Regions from separate parts of the Mus musculus genome. Here region 1 is linked to region 2. Evidence: chromatin loops called from intact Hi-C (ENCODE). Cell type or tissue: gastrocnemius. All regions are shown on one strand. Each heading gives the region's core, and the rest is flanking DNA. Links, peaks and the distances in the headings are about the cores only. Region 1 overlaps Ankrd36 (ankyrin repeat domain 36). Region 2 holds the start of Gck (glucokinase).

What was found. Peaks named below come from ENCODE experiments on the same cell type or tissue, not always from the same donor. Only the 100,000 strongest peaks of a DNase experiment are listed, where the experiment ranks them.
Region 1: a loop joins it to region 2, with 3 times the contacts of the local background. A loop is called at or near these places in 2 of 42 quality-filtered maps.

The regions. Positions count from the first base shown.
Region 1 is chr11:5,656,911-5,671,952 of GRCm38, reverse strand. It overlaps Ankrd36 (ankyrin repeat domain 36), which reads right to left. Exons shown (of 27, transcript NM_023816.3): 24 at 11,115-11,310; 25 at 9,426-9,600. Among named protein-coding and RNA genes, the nearest start is that of Mrps24, 43 kb to the left of the region's middle. In gastrocnemius, for the core only: no CTCF peak of the experiment used is centred there; no DNase peak of the experiment used is centred there.
Region 2 is chr11:5,909,818-5,924,859 of GRCm38, reverse strand. It overlaps Gck (glucokinase), which reads left to right and starts at 9,725. Exons shown (of 10, transcript NM_001287386.1): 1 at 9,725-9,893; 2 at 13,836-13,998; 3 at 14,428-14,582. The coding sequence starts at 9,849. It overlaps Gm11967 (predicted gene 11967), which reads right to left and starts at 9,593. Exons shown (of 2, transcript NR_166847.1): 1 at 9,464-9,593; 2 at 8,098-8,526. In gastrocnemius, for the core only: no CTCF peak of the experiment used is centred there; DNase peaks (open chromatin) are centred at 8,505, 8,886 and 9,295; H3K4me3 peaks cover 2,021 bases; H3K27ac peaks cover 2,500 bases.

The DNA of each region.
Region 1 (15,042 bases), core at 8,003-10,502, 250 kb after region 2:
GAGGGATTCGTGAGACCATGGCTGTCCCCTTCACCTGGATACTTTTACACTGTAACTGTAGAGTTACCTGAGCTGTGGCAACAGACTTCTAGCTCTACCATACTTAAGGTAATGAACGCTATCTGCTATCTACGGGAAAATTAACTGACATTTATCATGCACAGAAGCACAACTTGTTGGATACACAAATTAGGATGTGTAAAATGTGTAAATTTGTGGGTCTGAATTTCCAGGATTACCTCAAGACCCATCATTTGAAAAACTGGTTTATATATACATATATGAATGATCATATCCCTATGCCAGTGATGATAAAAACTGACAGAATGTTTTAGGTAAAAATTAGATATTTTAATAAATGATTTGAGAAACCAGGGAGTGGTACTATCAGGAGGTGTGGCCTTGTTGGAGTAGGTGTGTCACTGTGGGGTGGGCTTTGAGAATCTCCTCCTAGCTGTCTGGAAGACAGTCTGCTACTGGCTGCCTTGGGTTCAAGATGTAGAACTCTTAGCTCCAACACCATGTCTGCCCGGACATTGATGATAATGACTGAACCTCTGAAACTGTAAGCCAGCTCCAATTAAATGTTGTCCTTTGTAAGAGTTGCCTTGGTCTGAGTGTCTTTTCACAACAATGAAAGCTAAATTAAGACAGGGCAACTATTTAAATTTAATCTTCCTTCTTTGTGGCCTGTTTCTAGGTATTCAACCTGTCTGTATTCAACCTGTCTCTTTTTTTTTTTTTTTTTTTTTTTTTGGTTTTTCGAGACAAGGTTTCTTTGTGCAGTCCTGGCTGTCCTGAAACTCACTCTGTAGACCAGGCTAGCCTCGAACTCAGAAATCTGCCTGCCTCTGCCTCCCAAGTGCTGGGATTAAAGGCATGCGCCACCACTGCCTGGCTCAACCTGTCTTTTAAAAGCTTTTTTAAAGTTAAAAACATTTTCATACAATTTGAAATTTTCTCCTCTCCTATTTCCTCCCAGATTCTCCCAACCCACCCAACTTAATGTTCTTTTTATCTTTCCCTTCTTCTTTCTTCTTCTTCTTCTTCTTTTTTTTTTTTTTTTTTTTTTTTGAGACAGGGTTTCTCTGTATAGCCCTAGCTGTCCTGGAACTCACTTTGTACACCAGGCTGGCCTTGAACTCAGAAATCCTCCTGCCTCTGCCTCCCAAGTGCTGGGATTAAAGGCCTGTGCCACCACTGCCCGGCTTATCTTTCTCTTCTTAAAACATCAAAACAAAACAAAAAATCCAAGAAACACCTCCTCACAAAAACAGAAATCAAAACAAACAAGTTAAAGACAACAAAATCCAAACAAAACAAAAGGAGGTAAAAAGAGACTGGAGGGCTGGTGAGATGGCTCAGTGGGTTAGAGCACCCGACTGCTCTTCCGAAGGTCCAGAGTTCAAATCCCAGCAACCACATGGTGGCTCACAACCATCCGTAACGAGATCTGACTCCCTCTTCTGGTGTGTCTGAAGACAGCTACAATGTACTTACATATAATAAATAAATAAATCTTTAAAAAAAAAAAAAAGAGACTGGATTTTCACAGCTGCCATAATGGTCTGAACCCCAGTTCAGTCACTTTGGAGAGGTGTGAACTTTAGTTCTACCAATTTTCCACATCATGCTGTCTTCACTTATAAAATGGAGTTGATAATGCAGTGCCTGCCGCACTCCAACGCCAGAATGGTTAGACTGGGGAGTATCTATACATCATGGCTCATGAGGAAGTGTATTTAAGCACTAGTATTTTTATTATATTTTCTGTTCTAATTAAATCTGATATTTCATACAGCTGTTATGCCAATGAAAGTGGTAAGACCAGGGGTGAGTCAAGGTATTTGAGCCATAAGAGAGGCTGTGGACAAGAGGCTCAGCCAGGGGTGTGCTGAGACTTGAATAGTGTCTATTCAGGCAGACAGTAGTAGATTCCCCAAAGAAAAGTAGGAATGGAAACTGCAGTCCTCAATACCAGTTCCACAAAAGAAAATGTGGCCATCTTTTTGTTGAGGTCTGTTCCCGAGTATAGCTGCAGCCATTTTGTTCTATGCTTGCCAGGTATTTTATATTGTTTCTGTAACGTGCCTATAACATGTTCTGTAACATGACACAGAAAAATAACTTGACTCAGAGCAAGGTCAATGCTGATCACATATCCTGTTATGTTCAATATGTTCTGAGGTTCGCTAATCTTAAGAAATTCCACAAAACTTTACACAGGACCCATCAAATTAAAGATCAATGAACTGTTATGTCTAACATGGCTTGAGTCAGAGCTGACCACCAGGCAGTACTTCCTGCATCTGTGTATGAGTTCATTGTGGTTGTGTGTGTGTGTATGTGTATTTTCCATTGTAACCCAACAGAAAGATGTTTTGCAGTGGCTCAGCTCTATCAGAGCTACTGTCCTGTAGCTGTATCAGTATAAGGGTGTGCACTCAACAACAAAAAAGAGACTTAACCAACAAACTACTTCAGATGTGCAAGTCCCAGCAGAGAGATAAAAGGAACACAAAAATCTACCTCAACATGTTCCCTCTAATTACTAATTCCCCAGTAATGAGCTCCAGTGGGAATGACTTGGCAGGTCTTCCAGACAAAAAATTCAAGAGAATTATTATAACTGTGTTTAAACAACTCAGAGAGGATAGGAGTAGACTCCAAAAGAACAAAGACCTGAATGAACAGCTGAACTCAATTCAAGATAACTAACTTAATAAAGAAAATTGCAGAAAAATCCAAACTTAAATGTCTTAGAACTAAAAAAAAAAAAAAAAAAAAAAATTAAGAGAAATCAATGGGAAATCTCTTCAACAGGATGAATCCTGTGGAAAAAAGTATCAGGACTACAAGACAAGGTAGAGGAATTAGATGACTCAGTAAAGGTCAATGAGAAATTTAGAAATAATCAAACACGGGAGAATGTTGGGACATTGTGAAAAGACCCAACATTATAATAATGAGCATAAAAGATGGAGAATAACCATAGTGAAGGTGTAGAGAATATTTTCAATAAAGATTTCTCAATCCTGGGAAAAGAGTTATTCATCCAGGTGTAAGAGTCCTTCAGGGTACCACATAGACAGAAAAGAAACTCTCCATGATATATTATGGTTAAAACCTTAAAAGCACAGAATAAAGTGAGGGTATTGAAAGCTCCAAGATCAGGTAAATCAGGTAAATTTTGAAGATAGACCCACCAGAATGACAGCTGATTATTTCATAGAAAAATTTAAAGCCAGAAGTGGAAAGACACATTCTAAGTTCTAAAAGGCCCAAACCATCAACCCATATTATTATACCCAGCAAAACTAAAAAAAAGTGAAAGAGATGAAAGGAATTGATGAGCCCTAAACCAGATGTACAGAGGAGAGTAGGAGGAATGCTTCAGTCAGAGGAGAAGGATAAGCATCCCCAAGGGATCACAGGGAGTAAGTAACTAACCCCTGAACACTTGGAAAATAAAGTCTAAGAAAATACCAAAAAATTACCCATGGCAGGAATTCATTTACATATTTTAATAACAACACTATAACTTATTTTTATTTTAAATTTCTCTCTCTCTGTGTGTGTGTGTGTGTGTGTGTGTGTGTGTGTGTGTGTGTGTATGTATGTGTGTGGTTGTACACACGTGTCAGGTGCCCATGGAAGCAAGAAGCTTTGTATTTTCTGTTCTCTGCAAGAGAATTTTATTGCTGAGCCATTTCTCCATGTCAGTAATAACTTTAAATATTAGTAGTTTCAATTTCCCAATAAAAAGACATAGACACTTAGTAGATTGGATTAGGAAGCAAGATATTCAAGAATATCCCAGAATGATAAAAGATATTCTAGGAAACAGAAACAAGTAGGCATATTTATTCTAATATCTGAGCAAGTAGACTGCATAGCAAAACTAGCCAGAAGGAATAAAGATGGTCACTACATGATTATTAAAGGAACAATTCACCAAGATGATATCACAACCATAACCATACCCATACCATCACTTGTACTTTCAATTTTATTAAAGACATTCTACTAGGTCTAAAACTACATATTAGCCCCAATGTACAGTGACAGTGGGTTACTTCAATACTTTATACTCATCAATTGACACATCATTTGGACAAAAACTAAATTGAGGAATACCAGAGTTAAATGGACCAAACAGATATCTATAGAACATTCCACCCAATCACCAAGTCATACATATTCTTTTCAGTAGTTCATGGAACTTTCTCCAAAACTGAGCGTGTATTAGGACACAAGTTTCAACAAATACAGAAAAATTGAAATAACATTTTGCATTCTATCTAATCACAATGAAATAAAGTTAGATATCAGCATCAAGAGAAACTGTAGAAAGTACACAGATTCAGGAGGCAGAGGCAGGCAGAACTCTGAGTTCAAGGCTAGCCTGGTCTACAGAGTCAGGACAGCCAGGGCTATACAGAGAAATCCTGTCTAAAAAAAAAAAAAAAAAAAAAAAAGGAAGGAAGGAAGGAAGAAAGGAAGAAAGAAAGAAAGAAAGAAAGAAGAAAAAAGGAAAGAAAAAGAAACATTAATATAATTGAATAAAAAAGAAATCAAGAAAATAAAAAATTCTAGAATTGAATGAAAATGAAAACATATTATTCCTATATCTATAGGACACAAGAAGGTGGTCCTAATAGGAAATTTATGATGCTAATGCTTACCTCAAAAAAATTGAGAGATCTCTAATAATTTAATAAACACACTTTAAGACTCTGAAAAACCAAGAACAAACCAAAAGGAAAAAACAGTAGATGGAAAAAGAGAATTAACTAAAAAGAAATTAATAAAATAGAAACAAACAATTAAATGAAGAGTTGGTTCTTTGAAAAGATAAACAAGATTGACAAACTCTTAGCTAAATTAGCAAAAAGAAACAGAGAAAAGATACAAGTTAGTGAAGTTCAGAAATGAAAGTGAGATGACATAGTAACAGAAACTTATGAAATGCGGAAAATCTTAAGGACATTTTTAAACCTCCATTCCACTAAAATTAAAGAGATAAATAAACAATTTAAACAGATCTATAACCCAATAAGAATGAAACAGAGGGCTGGTGAGGTGGCTCAGTGGGTTAGAGCACCCGACTGCTCTTCCGAAGGTCCAGAGTTCAAATCCCAGCAACCACATGGTGGCTCACAACCATCCGTAACGAGATCTGACTCCCTCTTCTGGAGTGTCTGAAGACAGCTACAATGTACTTACATATAATAAATAAATAAATCTTAAAAAAAAATCATTTCTTTAAAAAAAAAAAAAAAAAAGAATGAAACAGAAATAAAAAGTTCCCCATATTAGAAGAAGCCCAGGACTAGATGGAGTCATTGTAGAGTTCTACCCAAACTTCAGAGAACTAATGCTAATACTATTAAAATTATTCCATAAAATAGAAAAGGAAGAAAGGCTTCCATACTCTTCCTATGAGTCCAGGATTACCCTAATACTGAGACCAGATAAACATAACATCAACCACAAAAGAAACTCAGACTGCCTCTTTAAGTCTGACCATAGGCATAGCAATTCAATAAAATACAGACAACCTGAGTCCAAGATTATATCACAAAGATCATTAATCAGAGTCGAGTTGATGATTCCATAGATACAGGAATGATTCACCAATGAAAGGGGTGGAGGGAGCACAGCTCAACTTAATGAAGTATACAACACACCTATAGCCAACACTGTGATAAATGCAGGGATGTACCAAAGCACTTCACAGAGACCAAAGGCAAGACAGGAGTGTTGGCTTTTCCACTCCGATTGGACATAGTGCTTGAAGTCTTCACTAGAGCACTAAGGTTAATAAATAAAAGGGATGCAGATGTAAAGCAAGAAGCCAACAGATCCGTTTGTAGACAACATGTTCTGTATATGAGAAATGCTAAGATGGCACCAGGAAACCCCCAGAGGGGATAAACACAGTAAAGTGGATTCTGAAGACAGAAATTGAAGATGCTACCAAAAGACGGAGAGACCTCCCATGCACGTGGGCTGGTAGACGCAATACTGTGAATATGGCCTTTTTTATCAAAAACCATCTATAGATTCAATATAATCCCTATCAAAATTCCAATGCAGTTCTTCATAAAAAATAATCTTAAACTTCACATGGAAGTACAAAGGCTCTTTGGCAGCTAATGCAATTCTGAACAATAAAAACTCTGCTGGAGACATTGCCATTCCTGAGCTCAAGTTTTATTACACAGTAGTGCGGGTACAGAGCCACGGCACTAAGAATAGCTTGGAGCTGGTGCAAGAGTGGACACAATAATCAGTGGAACAGAACAGAGGACCCAGATATAAGCCAAATATGCACAGCCACCTCATTTTTCCACAAAGATATAAAAATCATATCTTAGAGAAAAAACAGGACTGTTAACAAACTGTGCTGGGAAAACTGGATATCTACACAGAGAAGACGGAGACTTGATTTTTCTCTGTCATCATGTGCAAAAGTCATCTGTAAATCAATTTTAAGTAGATCAAAGATTTTAATGTTAAGTACAAACCCCTGAAACTTCTGGGAAAATGTATAGGGAGGGCAAGTCAGCATATAGGACGACATGCCAGGATATAGGGTCGGGAAAAGGCTTTCTTAATGGGACCCTGGTTTCCTGGAAAATAGGACCAACAATCTGTAAGTGGCACTTGATGAAACTGAAAAGTTTCTATACTTTAAAGGAAACTGCTCATTGCACAAAGTACTCAGAAGAGTAAACAGTGAGAAAACAAACCACCCAGTTTAAAAGTGGGCTATAGAACTGTACAGAGACTTCACAGAAGAAATACAAGTGACTGAGAAGTACTTGAAAAAGTATTTGCCATTGTCAGCCCTCAGTGAACTGCAAATTAAGACTACTTTGAGATTCCAACTTAGCCCAGTCAGGATAGCTAAGATTAAGAAATTAACAGATGGCGCTGGAGAGATGGCTCAACATTAAGTGCATCTGCTTTTACAGAGGTCCTTGGGTTTAGTTTCCAGCACCTGCATGGCAACTCATGTATATGTGTAGGTGGCTGAGGGAAAGATTATCTATCAACAGCCTTATTTCTCAGCTGTCAAACCTGTGAGCTACAGTAATGACTTGTGTGGACGCCATGTCCACATGGCATGAATGTTACGGTTTAACCAATGGCTTTCTGAGTTGATATAAGGCCTGATCTATAGGAGAAAGTTCATGCTCTACTGTAAATCTAGCCAAGAACCCATGGCTGGGCCATCATAGATTCAAGGGATGAGCCTACAACTATTATTCTGCTAAATGGGCACAGCAACAAACTGGCTCAAAGACTATATCTCTATCCCCATACATTAGTGCAGGTCTCAAGCCTCATTACAGAGGGTTTTTTGTTTTTTTTGTTTTTTTTTTTTTTATGCAGTGGATGGCTATCAATGTAGAAACTTACAACTCGCGTAAGTGTGTGTAATTTAATAAGCATCAGTGCAGTCCTCAGGCACAAATGGGACATCTATGTTACACCCCATCCTCCAAGGCTCAGGGACAACTACTGCAGTGGGGTTGGAAAGCTTTTAAGAATTAGAGGTCCAGGAAGACCAGTGTAAAACAGCGTCTTCTGGATATGACAGGACCATTGCAGTCATGATGGTGATTTATCAGATAGAAAATGCAGGGTTCCCATTTGCAGCTGTAGTGCCTTTCCAAGACCTGTCAACAAGCCAGTCAACACTGTAGCATGGTCAGGGCCTCACAAACCTGGGCCGAGGAGCCATAGAGTTTATGGCTTTGGAGGGGAAGAAGGGTCAATTTTCTTAAAGGGTTAGCCATGCTCCAGTGAATGGCCCCACGTCCATGAATCTATGGGCAGCGCAGATAGAGGCGGATGAAAGTTGGATGGAATGGAGACGTTAGGAGGGGAGGTAAATCTGACCAGAATGAATTTCATGCACGTATGAAATTCTTTAAGAATAAAAGTGCTATACATTGAAACATTAAGATACATTATATAAAACTGCATTGGCATTCCTGTACGAGTTAGATAAAGTTAATAAAATGAGATATATAGATCTAGGCCTGAGGATGTGACTTCGGAAGAGTATCTGCTATATTACAGAATATTATGGCTTTCAATGGCTGTGCACATTGAAATAAAATTGCTGTCTTCTTAAATGGAGGGAGTTCTTGGAAAATGGGACTCTGTTGGTTTTATTTTTCCTCCTTACATAGTAGGTGAAGTATACAAATTGCACATAAATCTCCATAATAGCACACGAAAGGAGGTCAAATCATTGTTCCAAACTAGAAAATCTGTCTGTAGATAGTAGATTTTTAAAGGAAAACATTGAAAGCCTTCTCTTTGAGTTAGCTTATCATGAATGCCATGATTCAGACAGACAAATAGAGTTAAATTAAGAACGTTACTGTAACTTGGGAAATGGAAGGGGGATATCACGAATTCAAGACCAGTCTTGGTTATGTATCAGGAGTAAAGATGACTCAATTCAACATTGCCGTAACCCCTCCCACATCTGTCCATTATACGCGTAAACTTAAGGCTCAAATTTCCTTCCTTTTTCATGATACAAGTGCATATTGGAAAACGCCTAAACATCTCAGACCTCCTCTGTGCTTTGTGCGATTGCTACTAAATCTTGTTGCAAAGATGATTTGCCTCAATCCTGTCTTATGAGACACTGGCATTTTGTTCTTGAGAAACTTGCAGCCAGGCTCTTTTGGTCCTCCGATTCCTAGAGTATCATTTCACTGAGTCCAGTTGTGTGTATGCTCCCTAACTCCAAAGCGTCACAGTAGAACTTTAAAATGAGGCCCCGGAAGCAGGGGGGCCGTTCCAAGGATGAGCGCTTTACAGGAATCACCGAAGCTGCGTGAATAAGCAAATTTGTCAAAGCGCAGAAGCAGCTGCAGAAATGGGCACAGGTAATACTGCTACTTATAGAAGATCTAACATGATTCACTACAGATCCAAACATCAATAGCCCACAGTTTACTATAAAACACTAGATGGTCATCCTGGTGGCAGTTGGCTAAACTCCAGCAACCCTCTAGTCCTCCAGCCAGGAACACGAGGTGAACACTATTAGATGCCAAGTTTATAATTTGTAAACTTAGCTACTAATGCCTTCATGTAACATTTTTGTTCTAAGCAATTCAAGAATGGATGGCGTGGCAACATTTAGGTCAACACAGGAGAGCTCTGCCTGGTGTCCCAGAGATTATACTGTCAAGTGATGATGTGCAAGGCTCAAGTTAGTGTAATTCACACTTTCACATTTTCATAGTGCTCAATTGGCAAGTAATACCTTCTCTTTCTGATCATTTTCTGTTAGTCACACATATGTATCTGAAAACATATACAAAATTGGAGTGATCTAACTAATACTATCAAACTCTCAGGAATATGAAATTTTACTCATAACTGTTTACCTGTCTCAGGTCCTTTTCTAGGGCCTTCAGTTCTGCGATCACTGTCCTGATTTCAGAGTGCTGAGTCCACTCCACACTCCCACCACATTGCTCCTTTTCCCTTTGTAACTGTGGCTTCTTTTGTTGAAACGTTAACTCAGCATTTTCTTGTTTCTCATCTTGTTTTAAGGGGAACCTAGAGTATTGAAACACATTGCAACTCATTTTGAGGAAAAATGGTCATTGTGATTTCATTATACTAACAAATAATCTACCTTCCAAACAATTGAATAAATTGACTTTGAAATAAAATTTCACCACCATAAAATTTGCCAGATGTGCCCCAAAATGATTCACATCGTAAAGGAGCACCCCAGGTTAGGCACCACCCAGGCCCGGAAGAGTGACTCCAGCATCTGCTCTCTCACCTGACTCCAGCATCTGCTGTCTCTCACCCTGCTCTCCTTAACATTCCAACCATAGCCCAATGCTCCTTATCACGTAGGAACCTTGATAGTCTTTTGTGGACAATACATGGTCCAACCATTTAGTAGCAGTGAGTAGTTCTTTAACATAGGAATCTGAGTCAACTATGGATGTATGAAAGAGAAATGTGGAATAAATGAACCAGTGTCCTCTATTTCTTTTTGTATTTCATTTGTGTTAACAGAAGTGCAGATGGGGATCTAGCTCATCCTCAGGCTGGTCATTCATGGTGCCCTTTGTTGGGTCCGTAGCACAGTAAATGAGTAATTAACTAAAGAGAACAGTTGCATCAACGTGAAAGTGGCTGCGTTGAGAAGTAATGACTCCTTCATGCTCTATGGATAAAGCTGTAAATGCATATTAGGCTTTTCTTAAACAACAAGTAAGATGTATTGATCCAAGCTTTAAAAAAGATTCCTACACTTTGAACCAGTAATGTATATGAATGATGTTTTCAAAATATTTAGAGGGGCTGGAGAGATGGCTCAGCAGTTAAGAGCACTGACTGCTCTTCAAAAGGTCCTGAGTTCAATTCCTACATGGTGACCCACAACCATCTGTAATAAAAGCTGATGCCCTCTTCTGGTGTGTCTGAAAAGAGCTACAGTGAACTCACATAAATATAATAGATACATTCTTTAAAACAAAACAAAAAATGTTCATAGCCAAAATATTTAGAAATTCAGAAAACAAAGTCCAAATGGCATTTCTTGCATTAACTGTAATAGGAAAATATGAAAGTGAACATAATTCTCATTCCTAAATGAAGAATTAACAGCATAGCCACTCGAATTCCAGTTTTGAAGATTATGAATTCATTTATTTAAAATATTCATATTCAAATGAGGCAGTTACACTTTCCTTAATAATTACACAACACACTCCATGGGACTGAGAATGTTCTTCTCCTAGAGCACTAGACCATAAGCCAGCCATTGCCTGTAGGCCATACAATATGGTGGTGAAAGTGTTCCTCTGAAGCTAAGACGTCATGGCACTGGAGAAATGGCTCAGTGGCTAAAAGCATGGGCCATCCTTGAGAGGCCCTGGGTTGGATTGCTACCCCATAGGGAGGCTCACAGTCATCTGTAACTCTAGTTCCAGACAATCTGATGCCCTCTCCTGGCCCCTGGGGTGTTCCATGCATGTGGCACATAGATACACATTTAGGCAGACAGACACACATATAAAATAAAAGATTTAAAACCAACTAAGACACCATGCCTCAGAGTGCAGAGCTTGTCCCATGCCACTTCTTTATGCTGTGACCAGGTTTTTGTTTTTTTAACTTTTGTCTGTTCTCTCATATTTCCCATTTTCCCAGGTTTTCTTGTAAGCAGTTCGCAGTGACTATTCTTCAGCTCTATCAGTCTTTCATCGGAGTGAGTTGTGTTCCAGAGCTTCAATGGGCTGTCAGAACCTGTAGGAGAGAAGATAGCATGACAACAGATTATGTGTGAGTGTATTTTGCACACAGGGACTGTATTTTCACAGTCAACCACTCATATGTTGAGAAGTAAGCACTCTATACCTGTAGTAAAGAACACAGTGTTAAATTCTGCAAATAAAACAAATGAGTCCTTGCGTGATGGATGTTCTTGATTGCCAACTTGATTATATCTAGAATTAACTAAAACCCAAATGGCTGGGTACACCTGTGGGGAATTTTTTTCTTAATTAAAGCATTTGAAGTTGGAAGACCCAATTTCTAATCCAGATCCAGAGGTGGAAAGATCCACCTCTAAGCCACTTTTGTAGTGGGAAGATACTACTTTTAATCTGGGCCACACCTTCTGCTGGACAAAAAAAGGACATGGAAGAAGGAAGCTCTCTAGCTCATTGCCTGCTGGCAAGTCCATTCCTCCAATGGCATTAGAGGCTACTTTGGGATTCCAGCATATACTGAAGACCAGCTGAGACATCCAGCCTCAGGGATTGAACAACTACTGAGTCCTTGGACCTTTCATTAGCAGGCAATCATTGTTGGGCTAGCTGGGACACAGCCCCTAAGCCATTCTAATAAGTCCCCTCTATAAGTTGTTACCCTAGAGAACCCTGGATAATATACTTGCTTTTGTCTAGTTTCAAAGCTAAGGGAGAAAAGACACAAAATGAGCATTATATATTCAGATAGATGCTGTAGGAAAGCAGTTCTATGAGAACTGATCTAAAATGAGACCAAAGTAGATTTTTCCGTGGAGGAAAAAGTTACACTGAGAAATAGAGGATAAACAAAATGCCAAAATATTACAACTATTAATATATATGTATTTATATATTTTAAGGCATTTTTAATTAGATACTTTCTTCATTTACATTTCAAATGCTATCCCCAAAGCCCCCTATACCTTCCCCCCCGCCCTGCTCCCCAACCCACTCACTCCTGTTTCCTGGCCCTGGCATTCCCCTGTACTGGGGCATATGATCTTCGCAATACCAAGGGCCTCTCCTCCCATTGATGGCTGACTAGGCCATCCTCTGCTACATATGCAGCTGGAGACACAAGCTCTGGGTGGGGGGGTACTGGTTAGTTCTTATTGTTGTTCCTCCTATAGGGTTGCAGACCCCTTTAGCTCCTTGGGCACTTTCTCTAGCTCCTCCATTGGGGGCCTGTGTTCCATCCAATAGATGACTGTGAGCATCCACTTCTGTATTTGCCAGGCATTAGCATAGCCTCACAAGAGATAGCTGTATCAGGGTCTTATCAGCAAAATCTTTCTGGCATATGCAATAGTGTCTGGGTTTGATAGTTGTATATGGTATGGATCCCTGGGTGGGGCAGTCTCTGGATGGTCCATCCTTCCTTCTCAGCTCCGAACTTTGTTTCTGTAACTCCTTCCATGGGTATTTTGTTCCCCATTCTCAGAAGGAACAAAGTATCCACACGTTGGTCTTCCTTCTTCTTGAGTTTCATGTGTTTTGCAAATTGTATCTTGGGTATTCTAAGTTTCTGGGCTAATATTCACTTATCAGTGAGTACATATCATGTGTGTTCTTTTGTGATTGGGTTACCTCACTCAGGATGATGCCCTCCAGATGCATCCATTTGCCTAAGAATTTCATGAATTCATTGTTTTTAATTGCTGAGTAGTACTCCATTGTGTAAATGTACCACATTTTCTGTATCCATTCCTCTGTTGAGGGACATCTGGGTTCTTTCCAGCTTCTGGCTATTATAAATAAGGCTGCTATGAACATAGTGGAACATCTGTTCATATTACAAGTTGGAACATCTTCTGGGTATATGCCCAGGAGAGGAATTACTGGATCTTCCGGTAGTACTATGTCTAATTTTCTGAGGAACCGCCAGACTGATTTCCAGAGTGGTTGAACCAGCTTACAATCCCACCAATAATGGAGGAGTGTCCCTCTTTCTTCACATCCTCGCCAGCATCTGCTGTCACCTGAATTTTTGATCTTAGCCATTCTGAATGGTGTGAGGTGGAATCTCAGGGTTGTTTTGATTTGCATTTCCCTGATGATTAAGGATGTTGAACATTTTTTCAGGTGCTTCTCAGTCATTCAGTATTCCTCAGTTGAGAATTCTTTGTTTAGCTCTGTACCCCATTTTTTAATAAGGTTTTTTGATTTTCTGGAGTCCATCTTCTTGAGTTCTTTATATATATTGGATATTAGTCCCCTATCTGATTTAGGATTGTTAAAGATCCTTTCCCAATTTGTTGGTGGCCTTTTTGTCTTATTGATAGTGTCTTTTACCTTACAGAAGCTTTGCAATTTTATGAGGTCCCATTCGTCAATTCTCGATCTTACAGCACAAGCCATTGCTGTTCTGGTCAGGAATTTCCCCTCCTATGCCCATATCTTCTAGGTTTTCCCCAACTTTCTCCTCTATAAGTTTCAGGGTCTCTGGTTTTATGTGGAGTTCCTTGATCCACTTAGACTTGACCTTAGTACAAGGAGAGAGGAATGGGTCGATTCGCATTCTTCTACACGATAACAACCAGTTGTGCCAGCACCATTTGTGGAAAATGCTATCTTTTTTCCACTGGATGGTTTTAGCTCCCTTGTCAAAGATCAAGTGACCATAGGTGTATAGATTCATTTCTGGGTCTTCAATTCTATTCCATTGGTCTACCTGTCTGTCGCTGTACCAGTACCATGCAGTTTTTAATCACAATTGCTCTGTAGTACAGCTTTAGGTCAGGCATGGTGATTCCACCAGAGGTTCTTTTATCCTTGAGAAGTGTTTTTGCTATCCTAGGGTTTTGTTTTGTTTTGTTTTGTTTTTTTATTCCAGATGAATTTGCAAATTGCCCTTTCTAATTCTTTGAAGAATTGAGTTGGAATTTTGATGGGGATTGCATTGAATCTGTAAATTGCTTTCGGCAAGATAGTCATTTTTACTATATTGATCCTGCCAATCCAAGAGCATGGGAGATCTTTCCATCTTCTGAGATCTTCTTTGATTTCTTTTTTCAGAGACTTGAAGTTCTTATCATAAAGATCTTTCACTTCCTTAGTAAGAGTCACACCAAAGTATTTTATATTATTTGTGACTATTGTGAATGGTGTTGTTTCCCTAATTTTGTTCTCAGCCTGTTTATCCTTTGTGTAGAGAAAGGCCACTGATTTGTTTGAGTTAATTTTATATCCAGCTACTTCACTGAAGCTGTTTATCAGGTTTAGGAGTTCTCTGGTGGAATTTTTAGGATCACTTATATATACTATCATATTATCTGCAAATGGTGATATTTTGACTTCTTCCTTTTCAATTTGTATCCCCTTGATCTCCTTTTGTTGTCTAATTACTCTGGCTAGGACTTTGAGTACTATATTGAATAGGTAGGGAGAAAGTGGGCAGCCTTGTCTAGTCTCTGATTTTAGTGGGATTGTTTCCAGCTTCTCTCCATTTAGTTTGATGCTGGCTACTGGTTTGCTGTAGATTGCTTTTATCATGTTTAGGTATGGGCCTTGAATTCCTGATCCAAGACTTTTTATCAAGAATGGGTGTTGAATTTTGTCAAATGCTTTCTCAGCATCTAACGAGATGATTATGTGGTTTTTGTCTTTGAGTTTGTTTATATAGTGGATTATGTTGATGGATTTCCATATATTAAACCATCCCTGGAATGAAGCCTTCTTGATCATGATGGATGATTGTTTTGATGTGTTCTTGGATTCGGTTAGCAAG
Region 2 (15,042 bases), core at 8,155-10,654:
TGGAAAAGCAGCAAGCAGTCCTAACGACTGAGCCGTCTCTCCAGGACCCATTTTAACCATTTTTAAAACTACAATTTGGTGGCATTAATTACCAACAACATTGTGTAACTCCTCACTCCTTCCAAAATGATTTTATCACTCCATTCAGAAATGCACTAACTTTCTACCCCCCACACCGAGGCAGGCACCACTCCTATTTCAATGAACTTACTGTTTTGTATTTACAAAACGGTAATCGTCATATATCTTTTCATATAAAGTTTATTTTGCTTATTTAATGTTGTCGAGGTTGATCTATGTTATGTCATGTATCAAAACGTTTCTCTTTTTCATGGCTAAATAGCATTTCCTGGTTTGCACAGACACCTTTTCTCTCATTCATTTATCAATTGATAGGTAGTTGGGGTGAGTCTACCTTTTGGCTGTTGTGAATAGCACTCCTATGATTGATCACTGGTATGTAGGAATTTGTTTGAGTTCCCACTTCAGGTTTTTAAAAGAGTGTACTTGGGTGTGCAATTGCTGGGTTGTATGGTATCCTCTGTCTAACTTTACAATGAATCACCAAGCTTGTTTTTGCACAGCAACTGAATTATTCACACGTTTGCATATGCATTCGTGTGCATATTTGCATGCACATTTACATATGAGGGACCAAACTCTCTCCTCTGCCAATACTTCATCATGGCCAACAACTCTTGTTATTTTCTGTCCTAAATGTCTTAGTGGGTGGAGGAGGGGACTTCACAGTTATGATTAGCATTTCCACCAATGATTACCAACATCTGTTCATGTGTTTTTGTCTACTCTGAAATCTTCTTCAGAAAAGGGTCCTAATTTTCTTCCCCAATATATGGGGTTGTTTGCCTTTTTGTTGGCATTGTTGAGTTGTAAGAATTTTTCTTATTGATAGATGTGAATTAAGCCACTCCTTACTAGATAGATGCAAGATTAACAAATACCTTCTTCCATTCAACGCTCTCTTGAAGGTGCCCTTCTGCCTACTGAGTCTGTTGTTGTTTGCTGCCATTGTTATCTGAGAGGTACTCTTGCTACGTTGCCCAGATTAGCCTCAAACTCCTAGGTACAAATGACCTTCCTGCTTCAGTCTCCTGAGCCTCTAGGAGTACTGGAACAGACCACCATACATGGCTCAAAACGTTCATGAAGTCTGGTTGATCTGTGACCTCTTATTACAGTGCCCTTCGTGTCACATTATGCCAGGGCTGGGTATGTGGCTCAGTGGCAGAGCTCTTGCCTAGCATCAAGACCTAGACTGGATCCTCAACACTAGAAAAAAGTTCAAAAGAGGCCACTGTTAAAATCCAAGATTTATCCCATATCTTCTAAGAATGTTCTAATTTCACCATTTCAATCCATTTCTTTTTAAATTAAGGGTTTTTTTTTGTTTGTTTTGGTTTGGTTTGTTTTGGTTTTTTTTTTTTTTGGGGTGTTTGTTTGTTTGTTTTTCAAGACAGGGTTTTGCTGTATAGCCCTGGCTGTCCTGGAGCTCACTTTGTAGACCAGGCTGGCCTCGAACTCAGAAATCTGCCTGTCTCTGCCTCCCGAGTGCTGGGATTAAAGGCATGTGCCAACACGCCTGGCCTTTAAATTAAGTTTTGTTTGGCATACAAAGTAATGGGTTTCATTGTGCTATCGCCACACACACACCTGATTCTACCCGCCCTTTGATCCACGACAAGGTAATTTTGTTATAGTATTGGGAGAGAATTCAGCTTCCTTCTTATGTGCATGGATGTCAAATTCACACAACATCTTCTACTGAAGAGATTGGTTTTCGTCCCCTGTACTGTCTTAGCACCTTTGTCAAAACACAAGCCATATGCAGGGAAACATTGTTACTGGGCACGCTACTCTGTGTCACTGAGATGTCTGTCTGCCATTAAGCCAACATCTATCATGATACTCTTGGTTGCTTTGACACTTTGTAGTAACTTTGAAACTGGGACTATTTGGTGTGTTGTGTTGTGGTTTTTGTTTTTTTTTTCAAAATTGTTTTGAATATTCAGGGCTCTTTGAGATTCCATATTGATTTCAAAATAGGAGTCATAATTTAGAGAGTTAGGAAGTGCGGAGCACCCGTGGATCACGTGGGGCAGTGTGGTTTTCCCAGGGCTAGTGTCTTCCATTTGCTGAGGTGCCCTCCTTCCTTTCAGCACTGGTTTGCTGTTGTGATGACTTCCTTATCAAGGAACTCCTTTTTGGTGCTGTTGTAAATGGAGTTGCTTTTACATGGTTTGTTTTTGTTTTTGTTTTTGTTTTTTTCAGTTACTTGCTACTGGTGTATAAAAATACAACTGACTTTTGTGTAATTTTTATATCCTGCAACTTTGGTGAATGAGAGGATTTTTACGGATTAGCTGTGACCTTCTACAGATACGGTGATGTCTTCTGAATTAGAGGTAGTTGAAGGTCCATTTGGAAACTGTAGAAAATTTATAAATTCAGCCACTTGAAAATAGCAGACTCTTTTTTTTTTTTCACAGTTCTGGAGTCTGGGGAGTCCAAGATCATTCTGTCATGTGGTCAAGGCCCGTTCCTCAAGTCTCATTTTCAGTATCACACCCTGCAAGGTCTAGAAGCTCTTGGGACCTCTTACATAGTCGAATCCCTGATGGCTCTGCCCTTGTGACCTAATTAGCTTTGAGAGGCCTCACCCTAAGATCATCCCACTGGTAATTAGGATTTTACAGATGGACACTGAGGGTAAAACACATCAGCACTCCAGCCCTTCATAGTTTGGTTATCTTTTATTTGTTTTTCCTTCCCCAATTGTTCTGGCTAGAGATTTCAGTACTGTGCTGTTTAGAAGTGGGTCTCTTTGTCATGTTCCTGACTTAGTGGAGAAAAATGTATTTTACTGCTGAGTATGGCATCAGCTGTGTGCTGTCATCTGTGCCACATGAAGTGACATACTCACAGGTACCTTGAGCTTTATAAGAACGACAACTCTATCTTCTTAAGATGTCCTAACCCACGCTGGGTCCCTTCTCAACCAAAAGGGACCCAGCTTTCTGTCTAGAATATCTCCCTGTAGCGTTTCCTATAGGGCAGGCTTACAGGGGACTCATCTATCTGTTTCTGTTCATCTGAAATATCTTATCCTTTCTGTGGGAGACTAGTTTTGGAGACCACGGAAGCCTCAGTTACAGCTTTTTCTTCCAATGCTTTAAGAATGCTGCTGGCTGGCCCCGGCAGCTTCTGATGAGAAACAGCTTCCCAGTCTCCCTGAAGATCCCTAATGTGGGTAGAGCAGGTTTCAAGCATCTCTTTGTCTTTTGACACTGTGACTACAATGTGTCTCAACCAGGGTCACTTGGAGTCTCTCCTGCTAGGAGCTCCACTGTGTGTTTGTATTTTTCATTAGACTTGGAAACTGTTTCACCACTATTTCTCCAACTATTCTCTGCCCCTCATCACCTTCTTCTCCTTCTAAAAGCAGTTGTCTTTATAATGACATGCTCGATGGGTCCCATGGGATGGTCTGCAGAGGTCTGCAGAGATGGCTCAGTGCAGAGGACTCAGGTTTGATTTCCAGCACTCACGTGGTGGCTTACAAGGTTGTCAGTAAATCCAGTCCCACGGGATCTAGTGCCTTCTTTCTGGCCTCTAAGGGTCCCCAGCGCGCACGTGGTACATGCACAGACATACATGCTGTTAAAACATTCCAACATATAAAATAAAAATAGATAGCTTTAAAAATCTGCCATTGAGCTCTTCAGTGACGTTTCCACATCTGTTATGCTTTTAAGCCCTCAGATTTCTATTGCGTTTTTAATACCTTCCATGCTTTTATGATGGACCATCTCTTATCTGTTGATCTGTTGATACATGTCTCTCCTGACTTCCCCGAATCCTCCATCTACTAATCATGTCTAAGACATTTGACTCCAGAGTCTGAATTCCTGATTAATAGTTTCCTTCTTTTTTTTTTTTTTCGTGATCCCTATTTCTTCACATACTGTATCAGAGTTCTCTGAAGAAACATGACTGATAGAATTATATATTAAAAGGGGATTTACTAGCGTGGCTTACACCATATGGTCTGGGTGATGCAACAGTGCCTGTTGGTCACACTGGAGAGGCTGAAATTCTGATAGATACTCAAGTCTAGATATCTCCACTGTCCTGGAATGGGGCTGGAGGAAAGGCTGACTCCTGGAGAGGCCCAGCTCTGATATCAGTGAAGAAAGGCAACTGCAGTGGGCAGCAGCAGAGTAGATGAAGTTGGCATCAAGACAGAACCGCTCTGCTCCATTCCCACCCAATTCTCCGCCCCTGCTCCCGCCTCACATTCTGCCCCATTCCACGCCCCGCCCCCTCGCCCGCCCCACGCTTTGCACTCTGTCCCGCCCCATTCCGTGCTCCGCCCCCATGCCCCATCTCCACCCCATGTAGAGTTCTGGCTTCTCAGACCTTCATCCCCTCCTGCTCTCAGAGACAAGCAGACTAGCCACCATATCCCCTCACCTGCCAGCGGAAGCCGACGCCTCCTTTACATCTGTTTCCCACGGAAGCAGCTCTGAGGTTGTTTCCTGACCCATGTGCTTAGCCCTAGAATGCACCCTCCACATCTAGTCCGGAAGAACAAAGTCTTGGACAAACGATCCCAGCACCTGGAAGGTGGCAGTATGAGGATCATGGGTTTGAGGGCATCATAGCTATACAGCAAGACAAAGGAGGAGAAGCAAGAGGTGCTTAAATCTTAACAATCTTGGAATTAGAATGGCCTGGGTATGAATCCCACTGAGTGGTTTGAGGCTGGAGCATCCTTCTAAACCTCTTAAATGTCATGGGCCTCAGTCTCCAAAGAGCATACAACCTGTAATTTGGTCAAAACTCTGCCACAGCATCCTACAAAAGGTTGTCGATGATCTCAGGTAGCTGTGGCATTTGTCAGGGTGGGTTCTGCTGTCTCTTAGTCTATCTCCCTCCTGTTCTCCATCCCCAACACCCTGGTCACAAACCATTTTCTACCGTCTGACACCTCCCACTCACCAGGCCTATGGCCTGCCCCTTTACACAAAGGCCCGGCCAATTTCTAGTTCACTCTGCGCTAAGCAAACACTTGCAACACTCATTGGCCTCCATACCCCATTGCATCAGGGTACCTGTACCTGGAACTAGACTAATACTGAGGGCAGCCAGAGAACAGGCCAGTTGGGGGTGGTCTGGCATTGTGGACTCCCTGGCATCTGCTTCATTTCCCTCTAGATAAGGAGCCTGGAAATGTGGCCAATTTAACTGAGAATCTGGGCCTTGGACCTTTTGTTCAAAAAAAAAAAAATAGCTATACCTCTCTAATCTGTTATTTTTTAAACTTAATTTTAAAATAATATTCAAGTGATGTGTGCTGGCTCCTGCCTTTACTCCCAGCACTTGTAACAGGGCAGGTGAGTCTCCATGAATTTGAGGCCAGCCTAGTCTACATAACAAGTTGAAGAAAATACATATATATATATATATATATATATATATATATATATATATCATATTCACATCATTATGGTATAATATTTGTCATATTTCCTTCAACATGAACATCATCAACATCTCCTTCTCATCTCCATGGCAAAACTACAGCATTAACAAACAATATAAAAAAGAAAGTACCATTTGCTTTATGTTAGCAACGTGCTAACAAGCCCAGTTATGTTTTTAAAAATTACTTTCAAGACGTGGAGACTTAAGACAAGTGGACTTTACTCTCCTGCATGGTTTCTGTGGGTCCAGCAGGTGGTCTGCCTTTTGGTCTCTCCTGAGATTTAGTCAAGGGAGTGGCTGGGCAGCAGCATCAGGGAGTAGGCTTGTGGCTGGTAGATCTGCTGCCAACATGGCAGATTATCAGTGTCTTCATTTTTTCCTCCCAATGTTATGGGGACACCTTCTTCCCATGTCATGTTCTCACCTGATGGCACTTGGCCTCCCTCAGAAGGAACAGACTAAGAGAAAGACAGGAACCACAGTGTCTTGTGGCATAGCTGCCATCATTTCTGCAAAATCCTATCCGTTACCCAAGACAGACCTATGCACACAGGAGGTATAGCCGAAGCGTATGCCAGGCCAGTGTCTAGTAGGAAATTGCAGGATGGTAGCTGCAATCCCTTTAAACAGACAGTCATTGACATCTTTGCATACTGTGTTAGTTACCTTTGCTGTGACAGTGTCTGCTAAGAAACAACTTAAAAGGAGTCTTATTTTGGCTTCTGGTTTTAGGGGACACATTCCATCACGGCAGGGAAGGAATAGCTCTAGGTCACGAGGCAGCTGGTTTCACACTGAGTCCACAGTCAGGAAGCAAAGAGAAGGCAGGAAGTGGGATTGTTCTGGGGTCTGTTTAAATCCAATATAACTCAGACACCAGGCCAGTGCATATGATAAAAATGTGTTAGAATCAAGCCAATACTACTGTATCAGAGCAGCAGAACAGACTCTGGAGTTAAACCATAACAGTGAGCCAGAATATTTAAGCTCACAAATCACAAACATCTGTGCCAAGTTACATTTCCCCATCAATCAGGATGGGCGTTGATTCCTGAGCCTGAGAACCTGAACTGGGTTTCCCCTTGCCAGCAAGATGGAGGCTACCCTTGAGATGACAACTCAGACAACTCTGCCCTAACTCGAGAAGCTGTCCAGCTGTGGGAAAGTCCCCTAGCACCTAGCACCAATCTCCCCTAGCACCTAGGACCTTGAACTTAGTTTCCCCCAAGACTAAATGGAGTCTGAAAACAAAATGGCAGTTCTTTAAACAAGTTTCTTTTGCTTGTCCCTAACAGGGTCTGGCTATCAAACCATAAGGCCTGCCACCCAGGGACTCACTTCCTCTAGTGAGGCTCCACCTCCTAGAGGTTCCACAACATTCCAAAGTAGATAGCACCCCCAGTTGCGAGGGACATTTCATGTGCTAACTTTAGAGATCAGCCTGACAAGCTGGAGAGAGGGCCTGTCACGGGCTGTTCTTCTGGGTTCCATTCCAACACCCATATACATTTAAAAAAAAAAAAAAAAAGAACCAACCTTACCTTTTTAAAAACTATTTTTGTCTTAAAATTTTAACTTATTATTATTATTATTATATGTGCTTATGGCACACTTGTCCAGCTCAGACAACAGCTCTGTGGAATACCCGCTCTATGGTGTACACACATGAGTGCACACACACACAACCATGCAGTTCTCTCCATCTTACTTTTTCTTTATTTTATGCTTTTGGATGCTTTGCCTGCATGTATGTCTCTGCACTATGCGTGTGCCTGGTGCCCAGAGAGGCTAGAAGAGGGAAGTGGAGTTATAGAAAGTTGTGAGTTATTACCATGTGGATGCTAGGAGTTGACCCTGAGTCCTTTGGAAGAGCATCAGAGTTCTACACTGCTAAGCCATCTTCCCAGCCCCCTCTCTGTCATCTTTACGTGGTTCCAGAGATCAGACTAACGTCACCAGGCTTCCATGGCAAGTGCTCTACCTGCTGAGCTATCCTGTCAGCTTTCACGTGACCTTTGTTACGACTGCACGGAAGTGCTGCCCAATGCTGTGATTATTATTTTTTGATACTAGAATGAATAAGCTTGATTATCAGTTACTATCCTTGTCCTGCTGATACCTTGAGGTAAATGAATAGAAAATGCAGCCACGTGTATGAAATGACTTCTTGAACAAGGCACAGGGACCGGGGTGGGGGAGGGGTGCTCACTGAGTAAGAGCACTTGATGTACAAGTGAGAGAAACTGAGTTTGAATCCCCAGCACCCACGTAAAACCCAAGCATGGCTCTGCATTACTAATACACCAGAAGTTGGAGGACAGGGACAGGCAGAGCCCCGCAGCCAGCTTAGCTGAAAACATAAACTTCATGTTCGCTTCTGTCTCAAACAGAGAAGATGGCAAGTGATAGACAAGACACACATATTCTCCTCCTTTGGCCTCTTCTGCATGGCAGTGCATAGGTGCATGCACGTGCATATGAACACCACACACACACACACACACACACACACACACACACACACATACACACACACACACGCATGCTTGCATACACATGAGAGGAGAAAAAAGGAGGTGGAAGGTCACCAACTAGGACAGAAAATGGTTCCTTCAGTTTACTCACTCCCTCTATCAAATGAAAGATGAAGATGGGAAAATGCTCTAACTCATGGCTGCAAGGCTCTGTTTTTCTCCAAATCCAAGCAGACACAGTGTTCATGCAGCTTTCCATGTCCTGTGCGTCCATCATGAGATCTCATCCCTAAGGCACCTTCTGTCCTGTCCCCTCCTCTCCAGTCGTGACTGTTGAGTGTAGGAAGAACATCGAGCTACGTGTCCTTACTGCAGAATGGTACTCCTGGACGAGGTGGATTCACAGGGGGGGGCGGTGAGTTGCCAGAGTTGTCCTGGGTGCTTAGCCAACTAGATCCCATTCTTCCCTCAAAGGTGCAGTGACTGGAAAGAGACCACGCCCTGGGACATGTTCTGGGAGGATGCTTGCTGCTCATGCGCAGTCTGGCTGAGACAGAAATCCGCTCCGTTTGTCTCTGGCTTTGCATTGGTTCACACCCTTCCTCCCACCTCCCAGAGATTAGAGCTTGAAGATTTGCCTCCTCCTCCTCCTCCTCCTCCTCTATCCTCCTCTTCCTCTTCCTCTCCTGTGACTTGCCCAGGAGATGGGAGCAAGGCTCCCAGGCAGCTCCAAGACCAGCCACCCCAAATTCAGGCATGAGCTCAACCCCCAAAGCAAAAGGGGCTCAGAGCCAGGGGTTGGGTAGTCAGAGGCTTGTCATATGAGGTCTGGTGAGGCCAGCTTTGCTCTATTTTGGGAAAGTGATCAATCGTGTCAAGGGGTGACCATACTGGCCAATCTTGGGAAAACCTGGCATTCTGACAGGCACCCTATGTACCCTGTCATACTTGCCAGTGGCAGCTAATTTTAGCAGGGCTTGGAAATGCCAGCAAGTGCAGAGTATGTTGGGGTCACTCCTGGCCAAACCCAAAGAAAGGTCTAGGAGGTGTCTGAACCCCGTAGAAGAGCCCAGAATGTCCTGAGCATTGCTGTCACAAAATTTAACGGCCTCTTCTATTCTATTTCTTGCTGTTTGGGTTAAAGGAAATTTAAGAAGATTCCACAATAGTTAAAAAAAAAAATTGTTTTACTTGCAGGGGAGGGGGTGTCAGGGAAGCCAGAGGACCTGAATCTTCTCCAGCTTGTATGTGCACAGATGTCCTTCCCATCTGCCCCAGTCCATGCCGTGACCAAACTCTCCCTTCCACAAACGCTTGGCTTCCTTCCTTCCTTCCTCCAGCTTCTCCTTCCCAGCCAAGTTCTATGGTGGAGCCCCAGACTGTGTGGCTGTGCATAGCCAACCCTCCATAGGTGAAACCCCATGAGGATCTCCACTACCCACAAGTCTGAAGCCTCACTGGCTCACACAGCTCCTCGTGCCTACCTGTTTCAAAGCATCCGATCATCATCTTCTGTAACAAGTCTGGAAGGGGGCATGTGAGTGGGCTAGCTCCAGCCACTTCATCAACCTCTCCACAGCAGCTCCAACCAGTGTTCAGAGAACATGGTAGCCTGTCTCATAGCCCTGTCCCTGTGGCCTTTGTCAAACCTGATCCCACGTGGTTCTTTGTCCTGGCCCTGGCCCTGTCCCTGACCCCGTGGCAGTAGGCAGGGTATTTTAGGAGCCACCTCTCAGACTGACCCATTAGTGCAGAAGTCCTTGGCTGCCTGTCTTTTGCAACACTCAGCCAGACAGTCCTCACCCACAGCAGGTGGCCTCGGGAGTCAGGAACATCTCTACTTCCCCAACGACCCCTGCTTATCCTCAGATGGCTGTGGATACTACAAGGAGGGGAGCCCAGTCGTTGACTCTGGTAAGGGCCCCTCACAGGCCAAAGGCCTTGAATTGGGGGAGACCTGGAGGGCAGCATGCTCAGGTTGGAGAGAGGGATTGGTTCAAGGATGAGTGCGATCCTGTAGGAGACCTGGATTTGTCCCTTCTTCCCTGTATCCCTTCTCATTGGTGCTACGATTGTCCAGCTCTTGAGGAGTCCACCAGGGCTTGTTTCTGGAATGACAGTGCCTAGCCTCGGGATGTTTTCTGAGTGCTGCTCATCTCTAAGGGGCACCTCATGGCTGTACTCAGTAGAGTGTGGGGCTTTCTTCTCCAGAAGTATGTGGATGGCTGACCTAGGGCCACTCACTCCTTTGTATAAAGCCACCATAGGACCTTGGAAAAGAGGATCCAGGCTAAGACTGGACATGCAGGTGCTGACACTGTCTCTGGACCTTCAGAACTGTGGCTTTTGTCTGTAGGCTGCTATGGCCCTTGTCCAGATCCTCTGGGGTCTACAGTTCCCTGGGGCTACCTCTCCCACTGCTAAGATGGTAAACACAGCACTTGATGGTGTCTTCTTTTTTTCCTGCATTATAAGGTGGGCAATCAGAGTGTGCTCAGGGATCTGACCCTGCCAGCTCTATCCCTCCCACTTTTGCTATTAGTTCCCTGTGACCTAATCCAGACTTGTATAAGAACATCTCCATGCTAAGGGCTTGTTTCCCCACTGTTTCCCTGAACTGTGTCTGCACACAGCCAGCCATACATACTTGAGGCAGCTATGTGCAGGCAGATGGGTTGCTTAGATTGGTTTCCCAGGATGCCTAATCCCAGTGGATCCCTGCTGCAGCTGCTCAGGCTCGTCCATGTGATCCTCCTAGTGTGTCTCTTCCTAAACCCCCTAGACCAAGCTGTCACCAGATGTCTGTATGTTCTCTAGACCTTACCACATCTCTGTCCTGTGTGCACTGTCACAGTACACAGATTCTGGAGACAGCCTAATGCCACCCAGTTCCACCCTGTCTCAAGAAGTCCGCATTCTGTAGCCAGGCGTCTCTAGCCTTCTCGTGGTTGTCGGGGTGACTCCTTTCTCCCCTCTATGCAACTTCCTCACTTTCTAGGAAAGTGAGGAGCTGCACCCCTCAGCCCACCCTGACACCCACTTCCTTGCCTCACCACCCAACTCAACTCTACTGTCATGTAATTCTCTTCCGTGACTCTCCGTGAGCACTGGCCTCGTGTGGTACTGTGCTTGGACAGATAGACAGACAGACAGACAAACAGACAGACAGCAAATGCTCTCAGCTCTTCTCTAACATCCCACACACCACAGAGCACACTGGCTAGAACTGGCATCAGCTCAGGAAACCTGCCAGTGCTCTTCAGGGGACTCAGGAGAAGGGAGTCCTCCCACAGGAAAAGCCCTATGTTTGCTCGTGGCCATGAACCTTGGTTATGTGTCCTGTGACTTTTCAGACAAGGCCCACAAGAGAATCTAGTGAGCTACCAGGGTCTCCCTGCAGCACGAGGTACTTCTAGAGACACGTGAGAATGGCTAACTGGACACCTGCCAAAGCCAGCTCCTGAAGTCCTGCAGGAAGGATCCCAATGGGCGAGTGTCGGCTCCGAGTCCAGGCTTCTGCTTACAACCCAGCTCCGCACTCTTGGCTCTGTAGGCTCTGCACACCGTGGCTTTGTGGGGGTGGGTTGTAGAGTGTGTGTTTAGCAACCCTGGATTGTCTTGGAATGATTCAGGAATATGGAGTGTCCCAGGGATACCCACGATAGGCCTGGCCCACAATCCTTGCTCATGTGCACAATGCACAGAGGCTGTTAAGACTGACACAATGCCCATTTCCCCTCCCAAACCCGCAGCCTGAGGGCTGTGAAGCCTCTCCCCAGGGTTGCACACTGAGCTGGTGCCAGGAGTATGGGCATCTTCAGACCCAGTGCACACGAAGAGGCGCTGTCTAGCAGAGCCCGTTAGCTACTGCAGCCTAAGCCTCTTCCAGCACCCACCCTCCGACCTGCATCGCCTGCATTGGGAAAGACAACGTGGGGAATGCGAGGTGTCCTTCTAGCCACAGTGGTCTGGGTCAGTATGGGAAGTACTGAAGCCTAGCTGGTTTGGCCAAGGCTCAGAATGAGGGTTCTGTGGCCAGGTCCTACCACTTGGGGGCAGCCTCTCCACTTCCCTAAAGCCTCCTGAGCATGCAGACCTAGTTTGTTGGAGACTTCTGTAGAAGGACCTCAATTTTAAATAAATTTTTAAATGTTGGCAGATCCACAGGCCAGGTGCAGTTCTGTTTATGAGAGTGGGGCTGGGCTCTCAGAAGGTCCTTTCTCACTTCCTCAATGCCAGAAAATTCTACCCCCTTCTCTGGAAAACTGCAGAAGGTGGCATGGTGGCGGTATGTGTCTTGGGTTTCTTCGGCATGGCCTTGTGAGTGAATGCAGTGTCTTAGGGGTTTTTTTTGTGGGTCTTATTTCATTGTAGAGGAGGTCCTGTGTCCTTCCTGTGATGTGTTCATATATTCTATGTCCTGAAGTTGCTGAATCAAAATTAAATTTTGATAGAGACAATACCTGGTCTTCTGGACATTTGGCATCAGTTTGGCTTCAGTCATGTCCAGGCCTTCAAGGTACAGTGACATAGAAACTGCAGAACCTGGGACCATCCAGGACACGTGCTCTTTCCAACATCTGTATAAAGATGATGGCACAAACATATTGGCCCTGCCAATCCCTCGCCACAGTGAAATAAGAAACAGCAGGTACCATTCGCTACATTCTCACCAGAATGCTCTAAGCTCTGGACAAGTTCTCCTCAACTCCAAGAGGAAAGTACAAGTCACTTGGAGCCCTCATCAGCCAGAGTCCAGCCATGTATTTACCCCGTCACCCTGAGCCATCTCCCTAGCCCTCATCCTTTTCAGAGACCCCAGCCTAAAGTGTTGGCTTCTTTTATGGAGAATCTTGAACTGAAGGCAACCTTAACCCTCACCTTCAACCTCACCCTCAGCCAGGGCCCAGGCCTCTACTCACTAGGAGGGACAGCCATTACAGAGAGGCAGGGATGGGGCCCACCATGGCCAGAGGATTGAACCCTTGTTAAGATCAACCCTCCTTGTTCCCCAAGACCAAAAATATCTTATAATTGGGTCCCTTTTGGTTTTTGGTTTGGTTTGGTTTGGTTTGGTTTGGTTTGGTTTGGTTTGGTTTTTGAGACAGGGTTTCCTGCCACTGACTCCCAAGTACTGGGATCAAAGGCATGTGCCACCACACCTGGGCAGTCACTGGGTTCCTTTGTACTGCTGTACCTGAAAGGAGAAGACACGTGTCCTGTGGCTGCTAGTTCTCAGGAAATCTTACAAATCTAGGAAAGAAACAGAGGAGGCCATCCATATGCAGGAATGGCAGTGTTGGATCTGAGCTATTCACACACAGGTCTCCCATGTCAGTATCCAGAGTGCCCTCCCTCTCCACTTAAAGCCTGCACACTGTGGGACGCCATGCTTTGCTAGCCAGACCCGTTTGGCGCTAGAGGTCACTCCACCTACTCTAGTCTTGGCTACCCTGTGCATCCTGACTGGCCTATTCATTCCATAAAGCCTTACAGCAGAAAAATATTGGCTCTCTACAGTGATGCCAGCTCCAGTTCTGCCTCACCAAATCCCACGTAGAGCATCTTCTCCCCTCATCCACACTCTTAGGGACAAGGGGAGGCAAGTTAAGTCATCGTGCTGCCAAGGTCCTGTTAAGGGCAAAGGCTACCCATCTCCCTGGGATCACCACCCCAGAGCTCCCAGGCCAATAACCATTGAAGGTCTGGCCTTGGAATGTTTGAAATCAACGATGGTAAATAGTCTGAGATGTAGACCATCCTGCATCGGGAGTCAGAGGACCAAAAGAGACCCTTGGTGTGTGGTGGCTTCTAGCGGCAGCCATAGCTGCTCCCATCCCCTCCCTCCCCGAATAGGTAGAGCAGATCCTGGCAGAGTTCCAGCTGCAGGAGGAAGACCTGAAGAAGGTGATGAGCCGGATGCAGAAGGAGATGGACCGTGGCCTGAAGCTGGAGACCCATCAGGAGGCCAGTGTAAAGATGTTGCCCACCTACGTGCGTTCCACCCCAGAAGGCTCAGGTACCTCAGGGCTCATCTGTCCCTAGACAGGACCCTCTAGGCAAACGATGACATCCCCGAATCACTGGACCTGCGTTTGTCCAGCTACCTGAAGCCCTGGGGTGCTCAGGTCCAGCCTAAAGATATCAGTCCCTAGGAGAATTGGCCTTTTTGTCTCTGAGGTCACCTGGGGAAGCTCCTCCTCTTCTAGAGTCTGGTCTGTCACTCTAGGTCTTGTGTAGCTCCCTAGGTTCTGGCTGCCTCTACCTAAGGCAGGGTTTTCCCGCTGGTGCTCCTACTTCACCTTTGACCCTTCCACAGGTTGCTCTAGCATTACCCCACCCCCAGTGTCTAGGCTAGCATCCCCTCAGCCACGTTGTCTGGGCTCCCCAGACCTAGTCCACCCGTCAGGTGGGCCACGAGACTGAACATCTCTCCCTTTGCCTGCAGAAGTTGGAGACTTTCTCTCCTTAGACCTGGGAGGAACCAACTTCAGGGTGATGCTGGTGAAAGTGGGGGAGGGGGAGGCAGGACAGTGGAGCGTGAAGACGAAACACCAGATGTATTCCATCCCCGAGGACGCCATGACGGGCACTGCGGAGATGGTGAGCAGCCAGAGGGGCTGGCAAAGGAGGGCTAGGGGTCAACGTCACCCAGAACCTCAGGAGAATTGGTCCTGATGGGAGGGTTCCAAGGACAGGAGTGATGGAGGTCCACCCAGCTTCAGAGACTCAAGAAGGTGTCTCAGAGGCTTAAAGTATCCCAAGTCCCAATCCCAGCCGGCCCAGAACAAGAAGGGGCTGAAGAAAGGTCAGCAGCAAGAGAAAACCCCAGCTCCTGTTCAATTTCCTAGTGGAAAATCAAAGCTTAGGACTGAGCAGCCAGAACCATACTTGCCCCTCCTTCCTCACAGGCCGCCATTACCCAGCAACAGGATATGCCAAGTGGCATGGCCGAAGCCACATTGCCTAAGCAGCAAAGGTCCCTAAGCATGAGAAAGACCCAGATGGGAGACCAGGAAATAGAAGGACCCGGGTTAAGATAGAGCCCCCCACTGACATCCCC